Linked DNA regions of Homo sapiens: region 1 is linked to region 2. The links are chromatin contacts, found by Hi-C or POLR2A ChIA-PET in ENCODE. All regions are on one chromosome and are shown on one strand. The core of a region is the stretch at or near the end of the contact, and the rest is flanking DNA. Distances in the headings are between cores, read along the strand shown.

Region 1 (6,011 bases), core at 900-3,399, 110 kb before region 2:
GGTGGAATTTTGCTGAACTTACAGTATTTTAGGAACAAAGCAGATATTTCCCTACACCAGCAACAACAACAAAAAGAGTACAGGTTTCTTTTTTTCAAGTATCTTTGCTATACACTTTGTAACAGTCCCAAAGCATCCTTCCTGATATGGCCCATATTGAGGCTGAAGGGCTTCTAAGCCACACATACTCTTGGGCTGAAAACACCTAGGAATCTGCCTTTGGCACTCTCATGACCACGTAGAACACAATTTGGAAATTCAGGATACGTTAATAGTGAAAAAATGATGTCCGCAACTCACTTTCAAATGGATAACCAAAAACAGTGTCACTCTAGATACAGATTTAGCTTTAAATCTGTGTGGGTATACAGATAAAGTGAAATAACAAAATATTAACAACTATTGACACTTGGTGGTGAGGATATGAATATGAATTGTAACATTCTTTCAACTTTTATATATTTTTGAATATTTTTTATATTAAAAAGTTGGGGGCCAAGGGAAGTATGAATCTGAACAATAGGCTGAACGTTCTCAGCTAACACCCAGGAATCCCACTAAAGATCATATGTTTTCACAATGACTTTGAAAAAGTGATTCAGAAACTTGTATGCAAAGACTGTATGCACATTTTCCACACAGGACACACCACCACGGGTACAGAGTGGAGGTAAGGACTAATACTTACATATTTCTAGTAGATGTCAATGTCTTAAGTACCTGAGATTTGGAGTCTGTGGCCACAGGGAGTATTACAACTGTACCAAAACAATGTGCTTCACTTTTGCTTCAACAGCAATGGTGGCAGCAACCGCTTAGAAAAGCAATCCAAAACCACAGGTTGCCATCATTAATAAAATACTCCTCTCTTTTTTTGAAGGTGGCAACAAGATAAAAGTAGGAAAAGAGAAGGTGTTAGTATATATGATTAGCTTAGGTTTTACAACATATGACAGAAATCCAAAAGTGACAATGGCTTAAACCCATAGAGGTTTATTCTCTCACATAAAATAAGTCTAAAGATAGTCTAAGAAGATTTGGTGGCATCATTAAGCTATGAGGAACCTGAGTTTATCTTTATACTTTACTGTCCTCAGCACATGGTACCTATCCTCTTGATCCAATATGGCTACTGCAGCTCCAGCCATCATGCCTTTATTCCAAAGAGGAAGAAGAAAAAAAAACACTTCCTTAGTTGTTGGTCCCCTTTTAATGAGTCTTCTTTACATATCATTGGCTGGAACTAAGTCATATGGCCATACCTAGAAATGTAGTCTTAAATTTTGCTGTCAGAGTATCCTTCTCTTCCTCACTGCTCCACTCTCTGCCCCAGTTATATAGTGACTCTGATGTTAAAACAAAGGGGTGGGGAGATGGATGTTGGAAGGCTCTAACAGTATATATCACTGTGGGTTTAGCTGTCCAGGAGATAAGCCAATGGTCTTTTAAACAGATTCTTAATGCATTACCCTAGCATGGGCTCTCTATGCATATCCTGGCTTGGCTTCACATACTGCCCAGACCCCACTCCCAGGCCTGAAAAAGCCAAACTAGGAGGTCAAGTGAAAGCAGGAAGGGTCCTCACCTGAGGGAGCTTGGCCAGAGAGAAGAGTCAGAATTACTGCCGACAGAAGCCAAATAGAGTCAAGCACTCAACCCAGAGGGGCCAAGATGAAAACGGAAGAAAAGGCATCAAAAACAGGATTTTGGAAGGTTAGCAGCAAGGCAGATTAAGGAGTCAGGAAGTGGTCAAAGAAGGTGATTCATAATGTTATCTGGCACATGCACGCTAGAGCTTTCCTTTGTGTGGTCTAAGATGTTTCCCGAGAAACCAGCCAGGGAAGGGACCCTTCTCTGGGGGACATATGTACTGTCTGTGTGGCCTATTATGAGCTCCCCTTTGATTTTGGCACGGGTACAGGACCCAAAAGAACCATGGGGAGCTGAGAAGGTGTGGTATCATAGCCCAGGGCAGAAGCCCTTGACGGCTACATTGTTATCCAGAGATGAAAAGTTGGCCTGTATTTTGCCTGAGGGACGTGATTTGTCCCTGTTAGTACCTGTGCCTGCTTTGTTGTTCCAGCTGTAGTTTGGCATGCTCCAACAGCATTGTGGATTGGGCCCACGCCTACACTGAGGTGACCAATGTCTCCAACTGTTGCATCTGCACTGCCCTCCCAGCAGCAGCTGCGGACAGCTTGCCTTGTCACGTGCATCCAGCTTCTGTGCAGAACTGAACATCACTAGAGACTTGGGATCCCATGGACAATGGGTGGGATGCAACACAGCGGGCTTTGGACAGGGGTGTTGCAAAACCATGGCAAGCCTGCCCCCTGGCTGACTCATAGTGTCCATGATGGATGGGGCTGGCTAATAGGAGATCACGTGGTGCCCCCATCGCAGGTGCCACAATGCATAGAGCAGCACCGGGGAAAAGTCACTGTGGGATGGCTGCCTACTGAGGTTTGTGCAAACACAACACATGTCACCACACCAAGGGTGTGGTGGAACAAGCAGCCTTACCAAGGCTGGGCCCCCCCCATGGACTTCGTGCCCCCTGGGAGTTTATGGGTCTGTGGGGACACAGGATGGCCATGTCTGCCATCCAGTTGGACCAGATGTTGTACCTGGGGTGGCCCAATGTGCCTGCCACTGTGTTTCCCCCATTGCCTAGTTGCTGGCATTATTAGGAGGCACTGCATTCCCGCTTTTTGCGAGGGCAGGGGGCCCCCTGGTGGTTCTATCCCTTAGCAATAACTATCCCTGGAGTAAAAGTCATTACTGTAGAAAAGCAGGTTACAGCCTTTGCAGAGCACACAGCTCGTGCTCTGAATGACACCTGAGTTGCTCTCCTTTTGTTAACTGATGAAGTTGATCAGATCAGGAAGGTGGTGCTACAAAACCAGATGGCTTTAGACACAGTCACAGCTACCCAAGGTGGCACCTGTGCCCTTGTAGGGACACAACGTTGTACATTTATACCTGACAACCACCGGAACATAACAGCAGCTTTACAAAGGGTGTCACAGGAGATTAAGGTGATTGAGCACCTTACTGACGACCCCCTTCAGAGATGGTGGGCATCTCTGGGCTCTGGCCTATGTTGGGCTCTCATAATCATAGGTAGCATAGCAGGAATATTAGTGGTAGGTTTTTGCTCTCTGTATTGTTGCTGTGGCCTGTGGGTCCAGGGTGCTGCTGTATATGCAGGGGTCCCCACCAAGAGGATCCCCTCGGCCTAGGGGGTGTAGTGTAAGGAACATGGCTGTGCTGCAGCCAAGCAGGCACAGGGCAGCAGGCATAGGCCCAGGTAAACAGCTTGGATGATCCAGCAGGTTTGTGGTGCAGGCACACAGTCCCATGTTTATATAATCATAAGCATGTAGACATAACATAGAGAAGCTCATCACCTGGCTCTCAGGCACTATTGTTTGTGTGGTGCATAAATGTAACACTGACTCTGTGAAGGAGCTGCTGAATAAAGCCATCTCCCATCTACCTGCTGTCTCTCAAGTGTTCTTCCAGCTCCCTGCCCTACATCCACCCACTCCCCTCAGCCCTCAGCTGGGGCTGGAACCTGACCCTGAGCATGATAGAATTCTTTATGCTATTATCAGACACTTGTACCTGAGTGTGAATGAAGACACTGAGAGCTGTGTCATGGGGTGCAGGAGACAGACTATCAGGATACTGGGTACCAGGAAGGAAAGGTGGCCAGTGCAGAGGCTGAGGGCATAACTAGATCAAGGGACAAGCCTGTCTGGTGGCCAACCCATAATAAGCACCAAGATATCACTGAAATAGGAGGAAATATTGTGCCAGTTGGCTCGGATTTCTACATTTATTTTCTTACCTTACTGGCAAACTATAATTGGTCTTGTTCTCCCGGATTCCCTCAAAGTGGAAGTAAACATTTGAAAAGCAATCCTCCCATGTGCCCATTGCATGGTGCCACTTTTGGCCTCTCTGTCAGTGATGAAAGTGAATAGGCTGGCAGTCCTACAATGAGAACAACATCAGCAGAATTCCTGGCCCCCAGTGATGTTTGATGTGGTGCTGTTGACAAATAATGAGGGTTCCACTTTATTGTTTAAATTGTAACCCTTTAGGCCAGGCACGGTGGCTAACACCTGTAATCCCAGCACTTTGGGAGGCCAAGGCGGGTGGATCACTTGAGGTCAGGAGTTCGAGACCAGCCTCACCAACATGGTGAAACCAAGTCTCTACTAAAAAAATACAAAAATTAGCCAGGCATGGTGGTGGGCACCTATAATCCCAGCTTCTCAGGAGGCTCAAGCACGAGAATCACTTGAACCCAGGAGGCAGGGGTTGCAGTGAGCTGAGATTGCACCACTGCACTCCAGCCTGGGCAATAGAGCAAGACTCTGTCTCAAAAAAAAAAAAAAAGTTGTAACCATTTAATAAACCTCCCAAAAGGATGTCCCATCCAGAAAAATATAAAACTGAAGGAATACAAGGTAAGTCTACCAAAAAAACAAAAATCACTTGCCACTATGATAGTCAGAAAAAAAATTTAAACATATTTTAACATTTTACAGCTATATGTATTTGTTATCATTCATCATTAGTCAAATGAGTAATGCTATAGAAGTATGAGCAATGGAAAAATTATAAAATAAAAGATATTCCTAAATAAGTTAAAACATTTAGTCTTATAATTTAGTTTAATAATAAGTTTAGTCTAATAATTAGGTTTAAATTTGAAGAAAAGACATATGAAATTTTTTTTTAAACAGAGGGTCTTGCTATTTTGTCCAAGCTGGACTTGAACTCCTGGGCTCAAGCGATCCTCCCACCTCAGCCTCCCAAGTAGCTGAGACTATAGGCATGTGCCACCACACCCAGCTCATGTAATTTTTAAAAGAGAAAAATCCATCCTGTCCCCTTAATGGTTAGCTAAATAAATATTGAGCAAACATGGAAACTATGTTCATTGGGAGGAGTGCCAGATTCTTAGCCTGTGTCAAGCACCCTGTCCTAGCCCTGGTTTAGGACACCTACTTCTCTTTTTCTTTCTTTTTTTTCTTTTTTTTTCTTTTTTTTTTTTTTTGAGACTCTGTCTCCCAGGCTGGAGGGCAGTGGCACAATCTTGTTTCATTGCAACCTCCACCTCCCAGGTTCAGATGATCCTCCTGCCTCAGCCCCACAACTAGCTGGGACTACAGGCATGCACTATCACGCCCAGCTAATTCTGTATTTTTGGTAGAGACACAGTTTCACTATGTTGGTCAGGCTGGTCTTGGACTCCTGACCTCAAGTGATCCACCCGCCTCAGCCTCCCAAACTACTGGGATTACGGGCATAAGACACCTTGCCTGGCTTGCCATTACTTTTTATTTTTAGATGGAGTCTCGCTCTGTTGCCCAGGCTGGAGTGCAGTGGCACGATCTTGGCTCACTGCAACCTGCAACTCCCAAGTTCAAGTCGATTCTCCTGCCTCAGCCTCCCGAGTAGCTGGGATTACAGGCACATGCCACCACACCCGGCTGATTTTTATATTTTTAATAGAGACGGGTTTTGCCATGTTGGCCAGGCTGGTCTTGAACTCCTGACCTCAGGTGATCCATCCTCCTCGGCCTCCCAAAGTGCTGGGATTACAGGCATGAGCCACCACGCCTGGCCGCCATTACTTTTAAATGGCAAAGACCACGATTACTTTTGCTCCAACCTAATACAATCACAAGGAACTGGATTCTACCAACAACTTGAGTGAGCTTGGAAGCAGATTCTTCCCAGAGCCTTCAGATAAGAGCTAAGCCAGCCAACACCTTGACTTCCATCTTGTGAGGCCCTAAGCAGAGGACCCAACTGAGCCACGTGAGGCCCAGACTTCTGACTCACAAACGCTGTAAGATAATAAAGGAGGGCTCTTTTAAGCCTCCAGGTATGTGGTAATGTTTTCTGGCAGCAACGGAAATCAATACAAAGGATCTTTCAAGAAATAGGATTTACAAAGAGAGAATGAAAATCAGTATTAAGAAATGCCACGA
Region 2 (6,313 bases), core at 1,307-3,806:
TGTATACATGTATATATATATACACACATATATGTATTTTATAGAAAATCTTCCCTGCTAGTCAGGACTGTCCTTGAGGATAGGTATCATCTTTTGTTATGTACTCCAAAAACACCAAGCCCAGTGTCTTCTATATAAATAAATACCTGTGGAATGAGGAAGATAATATGTATCTTGGTTACTTAAAATATAATGAAAATAGGCAATATGATTAAACATACTTTAGTAAAAGCACTGAACATATGACTTGGTAACATCTTTTAGGAGGCTTTCTTTTTTGAGAAATAGCTCTTAAACTGCAGTGACTGTGACTTTAAAAACTAGAAATTTGTAGAGGTAATAGATGCATTTATAGCAAACTTGGAAAACAGCTTTCAGAATTCTGGGTATATAAGGAAGCCAACAGCATGGTTAATTTAGAGCCTTTTTCCTTAGGACATATGTTGCAAGAATTACTACTCTTACAAATGCAGCAGATTCATTGCTCATTACTATAGCAAGTGTTTTAACTCAAAGCAGATTTGTTCTTCGTCTATTGGTCCATTTGATATAATTCTATATTATTTTAGTTATCATTGAAAATGCACACACTTTCTGTTGTCTACTTATTCATTAATTCACAAATATTTATTAAGGACCTACTACATGCCAGCCACTCTTCTTGGTGTGGGAATATAGCAGTGAACAAACAAAAATCACTGCACTTGTGGAAATTTTATTCTAGGGATGGAGACAGACAACAGTCATGATAAATCAATAAAATATATAATAAATTAGATAATGTTAAGTGCTAAGTAAAAAAAATAAAGCAGAGAAGGGCTATAGGAAATATGAAGGAGTAGAATTTTAAATAGAGTGGCCAGGGAAGGGCTCACGAAGAGGTGACATTTGGATTAAGTCCTGAGGAAGTAAGGGAGCTAGTCCTGCGGATATCTGAGGGAAGAACATTCCACGCAGGGAGGATTCCAAGTTGCAAAGGCCTTGAGGTGAAATAGTGCCTGGAATTGAGGAATATCAAAGAGGCCAGTGTATCCATCGGGGAGGAAGTAGTTGGGGATGAGATCAAAGAGGTGACAGGAGGCTAGGTCATAAAGGACTTCACAGGAAAGGAAGCCACTGAAGATTTTGAACAGAGTGACATGATCTGATTTTTTCACAGGTTCACTCTGGCCAATGAGTTTTGAGAACAGTGTGAAAGAGGGTAGGGTGGGAATACAGAGACTGTCTAGAAGACTGCCATAATCCAGACAAGAGGTGGTGGTGGCTTGAACCAGAGTGGTAGCAAGTGGCTAGATTCTGGATGTATTTCGAAAACAGTAGTCACAGGATTTGAAGACAGAATATGAAGTGAGGTTATCCAGTTTTTGTGATATAGTTACATTTCCATTGTTCTCTCCTAAGTGATGAAAAAGACACAATTTCTCACAAGTTGCCTGTCATTCTCAGGGTGTGACGGTCCTGATATTCAACTTTCTTTTGTTCCTGAGTTTGAAAACACACCCCAATTATTTCCATGTCTTAGCCTTGAGGATGAAGAGAAAATTTAACTGTCTGAAGACTGACAGTTGCCAGCACTATCTCAGCTCCTCCTAAACTGTAAGCTCCGCTAGGCTTATTTCATTTCCCTTGATATCCTCAAAGCCTGCCTCAGAACCTTGCACACGTTAGGGTCTCAAAAAATGTTTGTTGAATGGTTTAGTCTACATTTCCCATTCCCACCGTACTTTTTTTTTTTTTTTAGTCTCACTTTGTCACCCAGGCTGGAGTGCAGTGGCGCGATCATGGCTCACTACATTCTCACCTCTCGGACTCAAGCAATCCTCCCACCTCGGCCTCCCGAGTAGCTGGGACTACAGAAGTGTGCCACCACGATTTGTTCACTTTTTGTGTTTTTAGTAGAGATGGGTTTTCGCCATGTGGCCCAGGCTGGTCTCCAACTCCTGGCCTCAAGCGATCCACCCGCCTTGGTCTCCCAAAGTGCGAGGATTACAGGCATGAGCCACCGTGGCCCGCCTCCCATGGTTATTGTAAAAGATTAAATTTTCATACTTGCTAATGTGAAAATGAATAATAAACTGAAAATAACATTCAGCCCCTATCAATTGCACAATCACAAGCTAAAATGTGAATTTCAGCATTAAGGATAGTATGCTGAGGTACCGTCAAGTGGTCATTGAGCCTCCTGCACTTTCCACTCTTACTAGCTCATCCTAAACGTGTTTTAGCTTCCCCGCACCTCGTAAGGGGAAGGACGGGTAGACTGGCTTTGCTATTTGCAGCTAGGGCCGAGTGTCACAGCGCACCATGGAGTTAAGTCACCTTTGAACGGGTACAAACGTCTCTGAAAGATCAGTCAATATGCGTTACCCACTGGCTGGAGACCCCAGCGCGCTCGCGGGCACAGCCACAAGCCCCGGAGGCACTGGCCCGCGCTGTGCACGCCGGGAGTTGTAGTTCCTCCCACTCTCTCTCGCCGCCCGCGGGCCTTCGTCGCACGAGCGCCCCCAGCGGCGCGCAGGCTCCGTGAAGCGCAGCGCGCGCGGACCCCGGGGGCAGTTTCCTAGCAACCGGCGGAGCGGCTACGTCACGGTGGCAGGTTCTAAGCGCTGCTGGGCACCGTAAGGCCGCCGTGTGTACCTTCCAGTAGCTACGGGCTGGTGGAAGCGCTGCTCACAGTCAGTGTCGGTACGTCTTCGTCCGCCCTTACCCTCCTTATCCTGCTCCAGGTAGCGGAGAGCCGCCTCCCGCCGCGCCCCCGCCACCGAGGCCCGGGTCAGAGGCTAGAGGCCGCCCGCCCCTGCGCGGCCCTTTCCCCTGAGCCCGCGGAGCCCGCCGCCCCGGGCCTCGGGGCGACGATGCTGGAGTCCATTCGCGTGACGGGTGAGTGCCGGGAAGGGCTGGCCGCGGCGGGGGTGCGGGGCGGACCGGGGTCCCGCCGCCCGGGGCTCAGGTAATGGTAGCCACCGGCTGGGCGCGCCGCTCGGGACTCCACCCTGCGCCCCGACCCCTTCGGGGCGCGCAGGAGGCGCTCGCGAAAAACCTGTGGAGGGAAGAGAGAAATCGGCCCCTTATCCTTTCGTCACTTATTATCAGTAAGTACCTGCTGTGGAATCTCGTGGAAAAGATTGTAATATTAGACCGGTTGCTGGTCTTACAAAGGTACAATCCAAAGATTGTTAAATCCTATTTCAAAACACGCTAGGTGTGTGATTAAGCTTCATAATTTTCTAGAATGTTCAGAAAAAATAAGCTAAGCGAAAGAACACATCTGTATATTTCATTATTTATACTGTGTATATTTGTGTGTGTATGCTTTTATTCTTAAACAGTGAGAACGTTTTGAGTTGATATTATTAATAGGCCATTTTACAGTACGGATTATACCAAGTGTAAAACATGGGTCTTTAAACAGACCCCAGGTCAGAAAGTCTGGAAGTTTACCTGCATTTTTTTAAATTCAGTTCAATCTCTGGGAGCACAGAACTTGACTCTTATTATTTGTAAATCGCTATGCGTGTTAGCTATTAAAAAAAACCTTACATAATATTAGAGTAATTTTCTAGGCCATTTTCCCAGCATTTGATTCTGTACGCAAACATTTCTGCAAGCAGGGTTTTGGCAGTTCAGAATTATGACGAAGAACAACGGAGTAAAGGGAAATACTCCTCAAACTAGTGCCAAAATAAAGCCGGAATTTTACATTTTAGAGCAATGCAGTACCTACCAGACTATTTTTCTGTGAGCATTCTAACTGAAAAACCAAACCTCTTTCCAGTGAAAATATTTATGATTTTAATTTTATACTGTTTTATTTCACGTTCAGTGTTATACGGAGTAGATTTGTGCAGTCACAAATCATGACGTTGCCACGATGTATATCATTTATGTTGACAGGAAACATAGTTCCAGGATCTGAGATCGAAAAGGCAACTTTAATTGGCATTAGAATTTTTAAAAATGTGATTTGATGTAGATGCTACTTTCATCTTAAAACACAATTAAAATGTCAAAAGTTACTTAAAAGTACCATACCTCCTAAATATGGAGCAAGGTTTCTCAACCTCCGCACCATTAACTTTGTTGTTGTTGTTGTTTTTGAGACGGAGTCTCGCTCTGTCGCCCAGGGTGGAGTGCAGTGGCGCTGTCTCTGCTCACTGCAATCTCCACCTCCCAGGTTCAAGCGATTCTCCTGCCTCAGCCTCCGAGTAGCTGGGATTACAGACGCATGCTACCACGCCCGCCGGATTTTTGTATTTTTAATAGAGACAGGGTTTCACCATGTTGGCCAGGCTGGTCTGGAACTCCTGACCTCAGGTGATCCTCACACCTCCGCCTCCCAAAGTGCTGGGATTATAGGCATGAACCACTGTGCCCAGCCTAGCACTGTTAACTTTGGACAAGATAGTTCTTCCTTGTGGGATGCTGTTCTCTGCCCCGCCCCCATAATTGTGACAACTAAAAATCACAATTGGGCAGGGGTGAGGGGTAGGGCAACATCTCCTTCTCCATGAGAATCAATGCCTTGAAGAAAAATATAGATTCTGTCACAGTGCACATTATTTCATTGAGAAATCACATAGATTAAAATTATTTTCCCAAACCATAACAATCATTGTAGAGATACAAATAAATTAATATTAGTATTAGAAAGTAGATACTATGATCAATTAGTCATGCAGAGTGATCTCTTGATATGTCAACATGTTGAGTTAGAAGTTTGAGAAGAGATACTTTAGAAAGTAGTAGACCCACTCCTCTTGTCTCATTTCCCTTCCTATAATTTAGTGGCAGTACATTTATGAATCCAACCCTGTATGTTTGCAAACCCTGAGGTAGACAATTTGGCAGTGAATTTCTATAGTACAATAAAGTTCAAATAGCCATTTGAGACCATGCAAGCCTCTAATTTACAATTCCTTTAAAAATAACTGGGTCATTTTTCAGACTACTTTCTCTCTTAAATATACTTAACTGCTTGAAATAATTCTAGAGCCCTGTGCCCAGCATTTCACTGCGATATCAGAAAAACCCAGTTTGGACAGCCAGAAACTTCATGTAGAGAGTTAAGCTGAAAACATGCCCTCCTCTCCCCTGGTCATTCCCTCACGATTCATTGATATCTGAGATGGCCATGTTCTTCTTTCTGGTTAGCAGAACTTGATTGTGGTAAGAGTACTGATGGAAATGTGTTCATTTTTTTTTCAGCTCTAAAAGTCGTTACAAATATAGAACAGACTCATTTTATATTTCAGGAATGAAGCAATTACTTGTTTCTGAAATCCTTCCTATATAATATCTTACCCACTTTTGACTTATTAGTATATGCTATCTATGCTGTTTAAAAATGGAATCAAATCAGAAAAGGTTTTTTTGACTTCTCATGGCCTTTTAAAGAAGAAGGTTCTGAGGCTGGGTGCAGTGGCTCACACTTGTAATCCCAGCAGTTTGTGAGGCGGAGAGCAGGCGGATTACCTGAGCTCAGGAGTTCAAGACCAGCCTGGGCAACACGGCAAAACCTTATCTCTACAAAAAATTAAAAAATTAGCCGGGCATGATGGCCTGCGCCTGTAGTCCCAGCTACTTGGAAGGCTGAGGCAGGAGTATCACTTGAGCGCCCAGGCGGCAGAGGTTGCAGTGAGTCAGGATTGCCACTGCACTCCAGCCTTGGCCACAGAGTGAGACCCTGTCACAAAAAAAAAAAAAAGAAGAAGAAGATTCTACTTTAGCTTCCGGGATTTAAAAAAAAAAAAAGGGTTTATTATACCAAAGCCACTAAAATCTTGATTCTAAAATATAGATTAATTACCTTATTAACATGAAATTTGCCTTGGAATTCAAATTTAATGATTCAGAATATTTCCCTATGTACATTTTTCCATGCGGTGTTTCTATAGGAGCTGAATATAATATTTAATGTGATACTAATAATAGTTAACAAAGGCTGCTTACCTATAGTCCAGCACTGTTCTCAGCACTTCACACATATTCACTTTTAAAATCCTTACAATAATACTATGAAGTATGCATTATTATTATCCCATTTTACAGATAAGGAAACTGTAGCACAAAGAAGTTATGTAACTTGGTCAGGGTAATAGCTATTAATAAACAGAGCCAAGATTCATACCAGACAACTCCATTCCAAAGTCCATGTTGTCAACTGCTAGGAAAATCAGCTCACTATTATAGTGACTGTACACTGATTTGAGCCACAAAATCCAACATCAAGATTTCATGTAATATCAGTGTGACATTATCCGATGGTTTGCTCAACTGTTGGTTTTTAGATTTTTAATCACAGGCAAGTATGTAA

What was found. Hi-C counts contacts between places; a loop is a spot of excess contacts on that map. ChIA-PET counts read pairs that join two places held with the same protein, here RNA polymerase II (POLR2A). Pooled maps may share reads with other maps.
Region 1: a pooled map shows a loop between it and region 2 (2.4-fold over the local background). The contact joins the enhancer-like site here to the promoter of MATCAP2 in region 2. A Hi-C loop is called at or near these places in 2 of 168 maps with a recorded cell type or tissue (CD4-positive, alpha-beta memory T cell and naive thymus-derived CD4-positive, alpha-beta T cell) and 6 of 50 pooled maps. POLR2A ChIA-PET finds 5 or more read pairs at or near these places in 1 of 52 experiments (activated T-cell).

What each region holds. Positions count from the first base shown.
Region 1 is chr7:36,470,274-36,476,284 of GRCh38, reverse strand. No RefSeq gene overlaps it. Among named protein-coding and RNA genes, the nearest start is that of ANLN, 83 kb to the right of the region's middle. Within about 2 kb of position 2,149, at least 2 of the 41 ENCODE cell types and tissues checked have a DNase peak (open chromatin) inside an H3K27ac peak, as active enhancers do.
Region 2 is chr7:36,363,483-36,369,795 of GRCh38, reverse strand. It overlaps MATCAP2 (microtubule associated tyrosine carboxypeptidase 2), which reads left to right and starts at 2,556. Exons shown (of 7, transcript NM_001199706.2): 1 at 2,556-2,880. The coding sequence starts at 2,856. RefSeq lists a silencer at 2,807-2,906.